Linked DNA regions of Homo sapiens: region 2 is linked to region 1. The links are chromatin contacts, found by Hi-C or POLR2A ChIA-PET in ENCODE. All regions are on one chromosome and are shown on one strand. Each heading gives the region's core, a stretch centred on a gene start or an enhancer-like site at or near the end of the contact. The rest is flanking DNA. Distances are from core to core; before and after follow the strand shown.

Region 1 (7,015 bases), core at 4,476-6,975:
CCCAAAGGGCAGCTCTGAAAAGAGCAATGGAAACTAGGCAAAAAGGCAAAGATTTAAGACTCACCTTAATTTGACAAGGTAGGATGACATCTAGTCCACATTTTTTTCTTTACAGATAAGGAAACCAAAGGTTAAAAATGAGTAAATCAGGCTGGGCACGGTGGCTCACGCCTGTAATCCTAGAATTTTGGGAGGCCAGGGCGGGCAAATCACAAGGTCAGGAGTTTGAGATTAGCCTGACCAATATGGTGAAACCCCGTCTCCACTAAAAATACAAAAAAAAAAAAAAAATTAGCCAGGCATGGTGGCGGGTGCCTGCAGTCGAGCTACTCAGGAGGCTGAGGCAGGAGAATCGCTTGAATCCCGTAGGCAGAGGTTTCAGTGAGCTGAGATCACACCACTTCAGTCCAGCCTGGGCGACAGAGCGAGACTCCGTCTCAAAAAAAAAAAAAAAAAGAAGGAAATTCTGTCACATGCTAAAACACGGATGAACCTTGAGGACATTATGCTAAATGAAATAAGCCAGTCCAGGCATGGTGGCTCATATCTGCAATCCCAGCACTTTGGGAGGCCGAGGTTGGAAATCGCTTGAACTCAGGAGTTTGAGACCAGCCTGGGCAACATGGTGAAACCTCATCTCTACAAAAAATACAAAAAAATTAGCCTGGTATGGTGATGTGTGCCTATAGCCCCAGCTACCTGTGGGGCTGAGGCAGGAGGATCACTTGAGCCTGGGAGGTCGAGGCTGTCACTACAGCCTCGTTCGCACCACCGCACTCCAGCCTAGGTAACAAAGCAAGGCCCTGTCTCAAAAATAAATAATTAAATAAATAAGCCAGTAACAAAAAGACAAATATTGTACAATTCCACTTACATGAGGCATTAAAGTGGTGAAACTCAGAGAGACAAAAAGTAGAATGGTGGATGCCAGGGTTGGGAGGAGGGGGAAAAGGGAGTTATTGTTCAGTATGGACAGAGCTTCAGTTTTACAAGATGAAAAAGTGCCAGAGATCTGTTGCACATGGCTGGGCGCGGTGGTTCACGCCTGTAATCCCAGCACTTTGGGAGGCCGAGGCAGGTGGATCACGAGGTCAGGAGATCGAGACCATCCTGGCTAACACAGTGAAACCCCGTCTCTACTAAAAAAACACAAAAAAATTAGCCGGGCCTGGTGGCAGGCGCCTGTAGTCCCAGCTACTCCGGAGGCTGAGGCAGGAGAATGGTGTGAACCCAGGAGGCGGAGCTTGCAGTGAGCCGAGATCGCGCCACTGCACTCCAACCTGAGTGAAAGAGCGAGACTCTGTCTCAAAAAAATAAATAAATAAATAAATAAATAAAGTTTTTTGTTTTTTGTTTTTTGTTTTTGAGACGGAGTCTCACTCTTGTTGCCCAGGCTGGAGTGCAATGACACGATCTTGGCTCACTGCAACCTCCGCCTCCCGGGTTCAAGCGATTCTCCTATCACAGCTTCCCAAGTAGCTGGGATTACAGGCATGCACCACCATGCCTGGCTAATTTTGTATTTTAGTAGAGACAGGGTTTCGCCATGTTGGCCAGGCTGGTTTCGAACCCCTGACCTCAGGTGATCCACCTCCTGTCCTCAGGTGATCTGGCCTCCCAAAGTGCTGAGATTACAGGCTGAGCCACTGTGCCCGGCCAAAAATAAAGGTTTTTAAGTGCTTAAGCAAATCAGGGATTATATGGTATTTGCTATATTACCTCCATCTTTCATGTATTTATGTAATATTTCATGATAAAAATATTGTAGCCAGGCAGAGCAACTTGTGTGTGTAATCCCACCTACTTGGAAGGCTGACACAGGAGGATCGCTTGAGCCCAGGAGTTGGAGGCTGAAGTAAGCTATGATTGCACCACTGCACTCCAGCCTGGGCAATAGATACTCTAAAATAGATAATAAATAAATAAATAAAAATGTTAAAAACATTTAAAGTAGCTATTTTTTGTATGTTTGTATTTGAGATGGAGTCTCACTCTGTTGCCCAGGCTGGAGCGCAGTGGCGTGATCTCAGCTCACTGCAACCTCCACCTCCTGGGTTCAAGGGATTCTCATGCCTCAGCCTCCCAAATAGTTGGGAACACAGGTGTGCGTCACCACACCCGGCTAATTTTTGTATTTTTAGTAGAGATGAGGTTTTGCCATGTTGGCCAGGCTGGTCTTGAACTCCTGGGCTCAAGAGATCCATCTGCCTCACCCTCCCAAAGTGCTGGGATTACAGGCGTGAGCCACTGCAATCTGCCCAAATTAGCTATTTTTTAATGGATAGATTTCTGTACTTTTGAGGCCTAACATGAAAACAGTACAGATTTTGCTCTGTGTTCCTTTGGGCATTCAATATCAAAGTTTCTAACTTGCTTGTAATAAATTAGGAGTTCATTATGTAATTGTATTGAAATAAATAGCCAAATGTGAAATATAAAGGAATTGACAAATCAGAGACTAATTCCACACTTTAAATATCACCAAATAATGTCAAGAAAACAACTGTGAACTTTTAATTGGAACTATAGTTTTCTCACAGATTTTTATTAAAAGGCATCTAGCCAAGTAAAATCACTTAGAATCTCAGAATCAATCCCCCTTTGTTTCTTTTGAAGGAACTGCCAAGGCAAATAGCATTTGCCTATGGAGATGAAATACAGTACTCTACTGTGTTTTTGCTTTGTGTTTTAAGGCTGTCACAAAGTTTCTTTTCTCCAGTTGAACAAAAGAGAAGATTGCATTTTAGTCACTGAACAAACATTTATTGAGCACAGTGCCAAGTATTGTGCCAGATTACCAAATTCCTAATCTTAGGTTACCAAATGACCTACTTCGGGAAAACATTGAACCAGGAGCCTGTATAACTAACTTACAGTTCTGGCAACTGCTAGAACTTCCCAGTGAAGTCATTATACCAGTCATGAGATCTGCCTTCTAGCTCAATCTGCGATCAACATGTATGATTCAGGAGGAGCTGCTGGTTGGTGAAACAAATTCAGAATCACTGTTAGGCTAACAAAAACGAAAATCCATACTTTATATAATAAAATAAACGTTTTATAAACTACCTCCCAAGTCGTTCAAAATCACTTCCAAAATTATCTTAAACTGTTTATTTCTATCTCCTGCTTATTCACATCAGTAGACAGTAGATCCCGGTTTTAGTTAATTTAACTGAAAGCTGTCTAGGTGTTAACTCATATACCAGCTCATTTGTCGACATAGCTTCTCAACGTTATGCTCAGGTATGTTGAAATTTAGTAATTAGCGACCTTTCTAAGAGATGTTTACTTAATTGTATTAATACACACATTTCTAGACTACTTCTTACATTATGAAGGTTGGTATCACGTGAAAAACAGCCAATTTCATGTTTACTTCCACCCCACCCCCGTGACTGTGCCAGGCACCAGGATCCAAACACATCTGCCTTACTCACCTTCCTTGGGTTATCTCCTTGCAGGACGAGTGGCCACACCCAGGGTGTAGGGAAACCCGTTGCTTGGTCCTAGCTGGTTAACCTCACCCTTGCACAACAAGCACGTCAATGGGAGCAGGATCAGCTACTTTCTTGTAGGTGAATTCCCGTTTTTGAAGTGGGGTTTCGGCTCCCTAATCTGCACTTTTTTTTTTCCTACCAGTTTGGAGAAACAGCTGGGAAGAACTGGATTTGCAGGTATTGCTGGAGCCAGAGCGAAGCCCGGCCACTGTCACCATGGGCTCCAGCCTCGCCTCTCTGGGCCTGGTGGTGAGCGGCTTCAGCAACAGGTTTCCGGTCCCCGCAGAGGGTCCCACTCTGAACTCCCGATTTACAGACTGTTCTCGGGCCGTGATGAGGATTAAGACAATGCAACTAAGAGCACTCTGACTACAGAAGCATGATTTAAAGCTCCACAACCCTGCAATAACCACGAAGAAAAATAAAAAGCGGCTAGTCCGCCAGGCACGGTGGTTCATGCCTGTAATCCTAGCACTTTGGGAGCCCGAGGCAGGCGGATCTCCTGAGCCCAAGAGTTCAGTAACAGCCTGGGTAACATAGCAAGACTCTGATCTAACAACAAAAAAAAATTAGACCAGGAACAGTGGCTCACATCTGTAATCCCAGCACTTTGGGAGGCCGAGGCAGGCAGATCACCTGAGGTCAGGAGTTCGAGACCAGCCTGACCAACGTGGTGAAACCCCATCTGTACTAAAAAATACAAAAATTAGCCAGGCATGGTGACACGCACCTGTAATCCCAGCTACTCAGGAAGCTGAGGCAGGAGAATCGCTTGAACCAGGGAGGTGGAGGTTGCAGTGAGCCACATCACGCCACTGGCCTTCAGCCTGGGTGACAGAGTGAGACTCCGTCTCAAAAAATAAATACAAAATTAAAAAGCCAGGCGTGGTCCACGGTCCCAGCCACTTGGGAGGCTGAGGTGGCAGGATAACTTGAGCCCTGGAGGTCAAGGCTGCAGTGAACGGTGATCACACCACTGCACACCAGCCTGGGGACACAGCCAGACTTTGTCACAAAAAAGCAAAAACAACTGGCCAGTGTATGAGGGGCTCGTGTTTTTTGTTTGTCTGTTTGTTGAGACAGAGTCTCACTCTGTCGCCAGACTGGAATGCAGTGGCACATTCTCGGCCCACTGCAATCTCTGCCTCCTAGGTTCAAGCAATTATCTGCCTCAGCCTCCCAAGTAGCTGGGATTACAGGCGCCCGCCACCACGCCCGGCTAATTTTTTTGTATTTTTAGTAGAGACGGGGTTTCACCACCTTGGCCAGGCTGGTCTTGAACCCCTGACCTCATGATCCACCCGCCTCGGCCTCCCAAAGTGCTGGGATTACAGGCGTGAGCCTCCGCGCCCGGCCAGGGGCGCGCGTTTTTAAAACATGGGAGAGGGAATTGTGCTTCACAATCACCATCAGGTGTCTCGATATCGGGTGCCACGCCGTCCCGCTTCTGAGGCGCGGCGGCCCACTTTGGCAGGCCGAGGCGGGTGGATTACCTGAGGTCAGGAGTTCGAGACCAGCCTGACAAACATGGTGAAACCCCCGTCTCTACTAAAAATACAAAAAATTAGCCGGACGTGGTGGCGCATGCCTGTAATCCCAGCTACTTGGGAGGCTGAGGCAGGAGAATCGCTTGAACCCGGGAGGCGGAGGTTGCGATGAGCCGAGATCGCGCCATTGCACTCCAGCCTGGGAAACAAGAGCGAAACTCCGTCTCAAGAAAAAAAAGGAAAGACCCCCCCTCCTTCTCCCGCCGGAAATACCCTCTTTCAGGACGGCGCGCCTGTGCGGCGCACGCGCGCTCAGTTACTTAGCAACCTCGGCGCTAAGCCACCCCAGGTGGAGCCCAGCAACAACAGAGCCACCGCGTCCCCCACCAATCAGCGCCGACCTCGCCTTCGCAGGCCTAACCAATCAGTGCCGGCGCTGCAAGGAAGTTTCCAGAGCTTTCGAGGAAGGTTTCTTCAACTCAAATTCATCCGCCTGATAATTTTCTTATATTTTCCTAAAGAAGGAAGAGAAGCGCATAGAGGAGAAGGGAAATAATTTTTTAGGAGCCTTTCTTACGGCTATGAGGAATTTGGGGCTCAGTTGAAAAGCCTAAACTGCCTCTCGGGAGGTTGGGCGCGGCGAACTACTTTCAGCGGCGCACGGAGACGGCGTCTACGTGAGGGGTGATAAGTGACGCAACACTCGTTGCATAAATTTGCGCTCCGCCAGCCCGGAGCATTTAGGGGCGGTTGGCTTTGTTGGGTGAGCTTGTTTGTGTCCCTGTGGGTGGACGTGGTTGGTGATTGGCAGGATCCTGGTATCCGCTAACAGGTACTGGCCCGCAGCCGTAACGACCTTGGGGGGGTGTGAGAGGGGGGAATGGGTGAGGTCAAGGTGGAGGCTTCTTGGGGTTGGGTGGGCCGCTGAGGGGAGGGCGTGGGGGAGGGGAGGGCGAGGTGACGCGGCGCTGGGCCTTTCCGGGACAGTGGGCCTTGTTGACCTGAGGGGGGCGAGGGCGGTTGGCGCGCGCGCGCGTTGACGGAAACTAACGGACGCCTAACCGATCGGCGATTCTGTCGAGTTTACTTCGCGGGGAAGGCGGAAAAGAGGTAGTTTGTGTGGTTTCTGGAAGCCTTTACTTTGGAATCCCAGTGTGAGAAAGGTGCCCCTTCTTGTGTTTCAATGGGATTTTTATTTCGCGAGTCTTGTGGGTTTGGTTTTGTTTTCAGTTTGCCTAACACCGTGCTTAGGTTTGAGGCAGATTGGAGTTCGGTCGGGGGAGTTTGAATATCCGGAACAGTTAGTGGGGAAAGCTGTGGACGCTTGGTAAGAGAGCGCTCTGGATTTTCCGCTGTTGACGTTGAAACCTTGAATGACGAATTTCGTATTAAGTGACTTAGCCTTGTAAAATTGAGGGGAGGCTTGCGGAATATTAACGTATTTAAGGCATTTTGAAGGAATAGTTGCTAATTTTGAAGAATATTAGGTGTAAAAGCAAGAAATACAATGATCCTGAGGTGACACGCTTATGTTTTACTTTTAAACTAGGTCAAAATGCAGATCTTCGTGAAAACCCTTACCGGCAAGACCATCACCCTTGAGGTGGAGCCCAGTGACACCATCGAAAATGTGAAGGCCAAGATCCAGGATAAGGAAGGCATTCCCCCCGACCAGCAGAGGCTCATCTTTGCAGGCAAGCAGCTGGAAGATGGCCGTACTCTTTCTGACTACAACATCCAGAAGGAGTCGACCCTGCACCTGGTCCTGCGTCTGAGAGGTGGTATGCAGATCTTCGTGAAGACCCTGACCGGCAAGACCATCACCCTGGAAGTGGAGCCCAGTGACACCATCGAAAATGTGAAGGCCAAGATCCAGGATAAAGAAGGCATCCCTCCCGACCAGCAGAGGCTCATCTTTGCAGGCAAGCAGCTGGAAGATGGCCGCACTCTTTCTGACTACAACATCCAGAAGGAGTCGACCCTGCACCTGGTCCTGCGTCTGAGAGGTGGTATGCAGATCTTCGTGAA
Region 2 (6,790 bases), core at 498-2,997, 1.2 Mb after region 1:
TAGTCTCCCCTGCCCACTGGCAGGCCCTGGGGCAGGCCCCTAGATGGGTCTGCAAAGGGACACTGCCCCCTTGCATTCTGCCCCCCCTTCTACATGGCTCCCCCACCCACCCTTCTACACGGTGGCTTCTGAGGGCAGCCCCTGGAGGTGATCATGACCCCCCATCTTGATCTGAGGATTAACAGATACAGGTTCACCTGGTGAAAATGCAGGAGCTGTAGGGGTAGGACCCATCACTCATCTGACTGCATGTTGTAATTCAATGGACAGTTTACTAAAGTAATAGTCTTCTTCCTGTCCTCTGCTGAGCACCCATCTGGCCAACGGTCCTGCGCTCCCTCAGGGCCAGCGGCCCATCTCCTCCTGTGCCTCCTGGAGGGCTTCGCAACTGCCTCCCTCCTCTGGGGAATCTTGCCCCACTGACTGACCTTTCGGCTCTCAGATCCCAGGTCCCTCCCTCGCAGATACGGCAACAGGCTCTCTTGGGATTTCAATCCCGCCTTCCCATCAGCTACTCTTCAAAACACTAACTGGTATTAGCTCCTTCAGAGAACTCTCTGGCTTTCCAGGCCTACAATCTCCCTCCCTAGAATGAAAGCTCAGTGACAGAAGTGCCCTTAAACTTCTGAGTGACACGAGGCCCTCAGCCGGCCCTGAATCAATACTGGCTGGATCAGTGAGTGAATAAATGCACATGTGAGTAAGGAATGAAGGGAGCGAAAGAACTGGATTAGAAGCTGCTTGGGGCAGAGATGTGCCTTACAGGCTTCATGAAGAGTGGGTGATGAAAAAGGTAAATGGAGCATCTAAGAGGAAGCTTTGATAGAAGGGAGAATGCAAGAGAGGTTGGAAATTGGAATCCATTGGAATTGGGAGCCTGGGGAGATGCCAGGACAGGCACTCTCTGGCCTAGGACTCTGCAGAGGGCAGCCTCAGCAGGCAAGCCAGGCCCCCAGCTTCTGGGGCCGGTCGCACCCATTATGGCCCCGAAACGGCTGGGTGGTGGTCTGCAGCCTGCCCAGGGCCGGCTGGGAGACAGGCAGGGTCCCCACCACTCTCTTGCCTCTGGGCAAAAGCTGGCCTCCTGACCCTGGGGGATGGACGGGAGCAGGGGCCACACAACACACTCCCAAACATATAATCGGCCTCCTTCACCCTCGCCCACGCTCAGTCACACACAGCCTCGGTCATACACACTCACACTCACTCTCCGGCACACTCTCAGAGCATCACATAATTTCAGTGAGACACAATCCCAAAGACTAACACGGACAACCTCTGAGTCTCACACAATCTCAGGGCCACACACAGGCACACAATCAGACGAGCTCAGGAACGCCCCCGTCTCTGACACACGCAATCTGAGGTTTACACGCGCGCGCACACGCACACACACAGACACCAGCCGGCGCTCCCGCACGCGGCTCCCCCACCCCCGCCACGCCACGCCCCCATTGCCTGGGAACTGGCGGCCCCGCCCCGCAGCGTTTGAGGCGCCGCAAGCCTTCACGCCCCTCGGGCCTTGCAGATCCCTCTCCCAGTTTCCGCGGCGGTCCGGTGCGGTCAGTACCTGTCTAAAATCAATATTGCCGAGGCCTCCGCAGCAGTCAGGCCCTGCCACCGAGCTGTTCGTTACCTCGGCTCCCGGGTTCCCAGATCTCTTCATCCGGGGGCCGCCTCAGGAGGCACCACGCGGGCCCCGCTGCAGCCACGCGCCCCCGGAACCGGACCTATAGAGCCGGGTAAGTGCCGCCAGTCGGGGCGCTTTCCCGGTGACCCCCAACATATTCCGGCCTTCTGGGAAATGTAGTTCCCCGTCACCGCGAAGTGCCTCTTTATCTGGGGGCTCGCGACAGCGTCTAGAGGAGCCGAGAACTACAAGTCCCAGTGTGTTTCGCCGCAGAGCCTGCCGGTTCCGCTGCAGCTACGTAGCAGTATCCCCTTGGATCCGGCCTCCCGCCCAGTGCCTTTGGTCGCCGGCTGCCGCACCCGAGCCTGTAACTGACCTGGCGTCCCTGCCCTTGCCTGGCGGCGGTGGGGCTAGAGGCCGGGGGCCGCGGGTCGTAGCTATAAGCAGCTTCCCGCGCAGCCTCCTGCGGACTTGGACTTGGCCCGGGTCACACACGCCCAGGGCCCCACACGCCCAGGGCCCCACGCCCTCTTCTGAAATTCGCTTTACTCTGGGGGCGGTGCGCGACGAGCACTGCCTAGAGCTTCCCGCCCCCGCGGCGCCCAGGCTCTTTAGCTCGGCCAAAGACCCCTCCTCCACTCATTTTTTCCTTCATTCATTCTCTCATTCACTCTCGAGTATTTTCTGAACCAGACTGTGCGCTGAGGGTACGGTAGGGAACAACACAGAGTCCCCCGCCCTCGCTTCCTCCTGACTGAGATAAAAGACAAAATGTGAATAAAGGGTTATAATATGGATGAGTACTGTGGTGGAAAAAACGGGGTGGGTCAAATGGTACGGAAGGATGCTGTCTTAGAATGTGCAGGGGAGGTGCCAGATGTGCCAAGTGTGAGGGCAGGGCAAACAAGGCAAGACGAATGGTATGTACAAAGGCCTGGAGACAGGACGGGCACCTAAGGAACAGAGAAAAGACCGGTGAGCTGTGGAGTAGTGATGGAGGGGGTCAAATGGAGAAGAGTTTAGACGATCGGGTCCCAGAAGAACCCCTTTTGTAGGCCGGGTGTGGTGGCTCATGCCTGTAATCCCAGCACTTTGGGAGGCCGAGGTGGGCGGATCACCAGAGGTCGGCAGTTCGAGACCAGCGTGACTAACACGGTGAAACCCCGTCTCTATTAAAAATACAAAAAATAGCCGGGTGTGGTGCGCGCACCTGTAATCCCAGCTACTCAGGAGGCTGAGGCAGGAGAATCGCTTGAACCCAGGAGGTGGAGGTTGCAGTGAGCGGAGATGGTGCCATTGCATGCCAGCCTGCGCGACAGAGCGAGACTCCCTCTCAAAAAAGAAAAAAGCCCTTTTGTAGCCAGGTGTTATGTAATATGGGGAAATAGACTGAGAGGTTCCAAGATTTGCTCAGTCACCCAGACTGCTGGGGGCCCAGACAGGACTTCTGCAGTCAGCTGCTTCCTGCTCCAGATGGCCCGTTTCTCTCCACCTTGGCCCACAGCACCTACCAGTGTTGAGCATTTACTGAGCAGCCACTGTGTGCTGCTTTAGAGGTAGTCCCAATCTTCACAACATCGCTAGGATGGGGCAGGCCAACCGAGGAGACAGGAAAGACACTGGCTTTGGAGCATGCACTATCTCTGTGACTGAGCCCACCTTCATTTTCCTCAAAAGTAAAAGGGAAATACATGTTGGTAAAACTCATCACCCAGGAACTGGCCTGTGGGAAGTGCTCAGTAGGCATTGGCCCCCGGCAGGGCTGGGGACACAGGCTCAGGGCTGGTTCTCTGACTTACCACTGTTACTAATGAGTGTCGGGACCCTTTCCCTGCTCAGTGTCCAGGCAGAGCTGCTAGAGGCAGAGCCATTTCTGAAGGAGCCCCCCGCAGCGGGAGGGCTTCTAGCAAGTCTTTCCCCTCCGCCTACCACACATCCACTTCACTGATGTTCCAGTCTTCTGACCTAACTGGTCACTCCTGTTTTGTTAAGCCCAGAAAACAAATTTTTGTGCGTTTGCTTTATCTGAGAACAAAGTAAGGCAACCGTAAGAGGTCACACCAGAACTGATGCAGTCCGATCCTCTACTCCAGCCTACCCAACCTGGGCCACCCTTCCTCTGTGAAAAGCAAACACCCCACCCAGGAGACAGACTTGCAGCTTGAAACAAGTCAGATAAAAACCTCCTGCCTGGCTCACACCTGGAATCCCAGCACTTTGGGAGGCCGAGGCAGGCGGATCATGAGGTCAGGAGTTCAAGACCAGCCTGACCAACACAGTGAAACCCCGTCTCCACTAAAAATACAAAAATTAGCTAGGCATGGTGGTGCACACTTGTAATCCCAGCTACTCAGGAGGCTGAGTCAGGAGAATTGCTTGAACCCAGGAGGTGGAGGCTGCAGTGAGCCGAGATCGCGCCACTGCACTCCAGCCTGGGCCAGGCTGGGCATGGTGGCTCACGCCTGGAATCCCAGCACTTTGGGAGGCCAAGGCGGGCAGATCACGAGGTCAGGAGTTCGAGACCAGCCTGGCCAGCATGGTGAAACCCCGTCTCTACTAAAAATACAAAAATTAGCCAGGCATGGTGGTGCACACCTGTGATCCTAGCTACTAAGGAGGCTGAGGCAGGAGAATCACTTGAACCTGGGAGGTGGAGGTTGCAGTGAGCCGAGATTGCACCACTGCACTCCAGCCTGGGCGACAGAGATTCCATCTAAAAAAATAAAAATAAAAAACCCTGCCAAAGATACTTTGGGGCACAAGTACTTGCCTGAGCCTTTCAAAAGTTCCCAAGTCTGAGAGCTTGTAGAGAAATTATCCAGGCCAACCTCCCTCACTGAAACATTCCTTCTGTGGCATCTTGGGCAAATGGAAAAGTTGGTTCTGCTTACGTGCCGCCAGTGATGAGAGGTTCCCCACCTCTTGAGGTCGCCCGCTCCACTGATGGACAGGGGTCCATTAACCCAAAGTCATGATACCCATTAACCCAAAGTCACCCTTCCTGAAGCTTTAACAAACAAAAGTTCCTTTCTACCTTCAGGGTTATCTCTCTTTGCCCCTTGATTGAGCTCTTCAGATATAGGAAACCATTTATCATGGAACAGCTCCCAGGGCAAACCTCCTGATGGCCTCTCTTTTCTCTAACCCCACCTCCCTGGCTCCTGAATTATGAATCAGGCTGCAGAAACTCCCAGCAATCATTAAAATGGGGTTTTAGTGCTAAAATTAACATGTGTTTATTGGGTGCCTTTGGGTAAAACCTAAACCTTTCCCTACTCTGAATCTATTTTCTGTTCATAAAACATAATAATATTTATATCATAGAATATCTCTTGAGTATAATATCTCGAGTGAGGCTGTTGTGAGGATTAGAGGTAATAACTCGTACAAAAGTGCCTGGCATACAGTGGGTTCTAAGAAAATGTCCAGGCCAGGCGCAGTGGTTCATGCCTGTAATCTCAGCACTCTGGGAGGCCAAGGCAGGCAGATTGCATGAGCCCAGGAATTCGAGACAAGCCTGGGCAACATGGCAAAACCCCATCTCTACAAAAAAAAATACCAAAAAAAAATTAGCCGGGTGTGGTGCACGTGCCTGTACTCCCAGCTACTCGGGAAACTAAAGCGGCAGGATCACTTGAGCCCAGGAGAGAGAGACTTCAGGGAGCTGTGATTGTGCCACTGTACTCCAGCCTAAGTGACGAGAGTGAGACCCTGTCTCCAAAAAAAAAGAAAGAAAAAAATGTTTCTCTCCTTTCTATATAATTGAGATCTGGTGGTTAAGGTCACACTCATGGACATGCTGCTGGGATTTAGGACACCACTGGGGGCCAGGAGAGCTGGCTGACAGCTCAGGGACCTGCCAGAGTTCCTGGGAGGAGATGGGTGGGCAGGGGCCAGGATGGGTGGCCAGAGCTGCTCCCCAGACAGCAGGTACTGCAGGTTATCAGAAACCATATTGTCACTGGGAGTGCTTTAAAACCAGGAAGGTGGTGAGGGGCTGTGGCCGCAATGCCCAGCACCCACTTCATAGACTCAGGCCTGATTGCCCTCATTCTACCCCTGGTGGCTCCAGGAACAAGAGGGTAGCCAGGGTGGGAACTGGGGCAGGGGAGAGGTCATCTGGAGATGTGTGCCCTGATCACGAGTTCCCTCCCCACTCCCATCTGCCCTGAGCTTTGGAAGAAGCCCCTTCCCCAAGGACCTACTACTTGCTGGGAAGAGGGCACGGGAGTGAAGTTACCTGAACCCAGTTGTCCACAGCCTAGGCCAGCCTGGGAAACACCAGCAAGGATGTTGGTGCTGGCAGGGCCTCACTGCCCCTCAGTGTCCACAGTGTCCACAGAGCACAAACCCCTGCCTTCCAGCTGGCCTCCAGAGGTCCTAAACACCCCAGGTATACACCCACCACAGGGCATTTTCATGTGCTATGTCCTCCGCCTGGGTTGCTCTTCCCCGCATTTCCTCCCAGTACCCTCCTCACCTCCTCTGGGTTCTGCTCAAGTTCCACCTCTCCACCCTGTTGAACATGCTGACTTCCCCATGCTCGCCATGGGCCTCTCCCAACTTTATTTCTCTCCATTGGCCATATCATTTAACAAATGTATTTAGTGCACTTATTTATTTTGTATAGTGTCATTCCCTGTCCATCCCCTATCCCCTATAAGGGGAACTTCACCAGGGCAGAGATTTTTTGTTTGTTTGTTTTTTGAGACGGAGTCTTGCTCTGTCGCCCAGGCTAGAGTGCAGTGACGTGATCTCGGCTCACTGCAACCTCTGCCTCCCGGGTTCCAGCAATTGTCCTGCCTCAGCCTCTGGAGTAGCTGGGACTACAGGTGCGCACCACCACACCCAGCTAATTTTTCTATTTTTTAGTAGAGACAGGGTTTCACTATATTGGCCAGGCTGGTCTCAAACTCCTGACATCAGGTGATCCACCTGCCTCAGCCTCCCAAAGTGCTGGGATTACAGGCATAAGCCACCACCCCTGGCTTTTTTTTTTTTTTTTAAGAGACCCCTGGGTTTAAAATCCTGGGCCCAAGCGATCCTCCTGACTCAGTCTCCGGAATAGCTGAGACTACAAGTGCATGCCACCATGCCCGGCTAAGGGCAGGGATGTCTTTTTTTTGAGATGGAATCTCACTCTGTCACCCAGGCTGGAGT

What was found. A loop is a pair of places that touch in the nucleus more often than their neighbours do. ChIA-PET counts read pairs that join two places held with the same protein, here RNA polymerase II (POLR2A). Pooled maps may share reads with other maps.
Region 2: a pooled map shows a loop between it and region 1 (17-fold over the local background). The contact joins the promoter of PEMT here to the promoter of UBB in region 1. A Hi-C loop is called at or near these places in 7 of 50 pooled maps. POLR2A ChIA-PET finds 5 or more read pairs at or near these places in 2 of 52 experiments (PC-9 and endothelial cell of umbilical vein).

The regions. Positions count from the first base shown.
Region 1 is chr17:16,375,366-16,382,380 of GRCh38, forward strand. It overlaps UBB (ubiquitin B), which reads left to right and starts at 5,726. Exons shown (of 2, transcript NM_018955.4): 1 at 5,726-5,819; 2 at 6,537-7,015. The coding sequence starts at 6,543. It overlaps LOC124903937 (a long non-coding RNA gene), which reads right to left and starts at 3,981. Exons shown (of 2, transcript XR_007065643.1): 1 at 3,441-3,981; 2 at 2,742-2,978. RefSeq lists an enhancer at 5,426-5,705.
Region 2 is chr17:17,589,961-17,596,750 of GRCh38, forward strand. It overlaps PEMT (phosphatidylethanolamine N-methyltransferase), which reads right to left and starts at 1,748. Exons shown (of 7, transcript NM_148172.3): 1 at 1,571-1,748. The coding sequence starts at 1,666. RefSeq lists enhancers at 1,193-1,934, 1,500-1,889.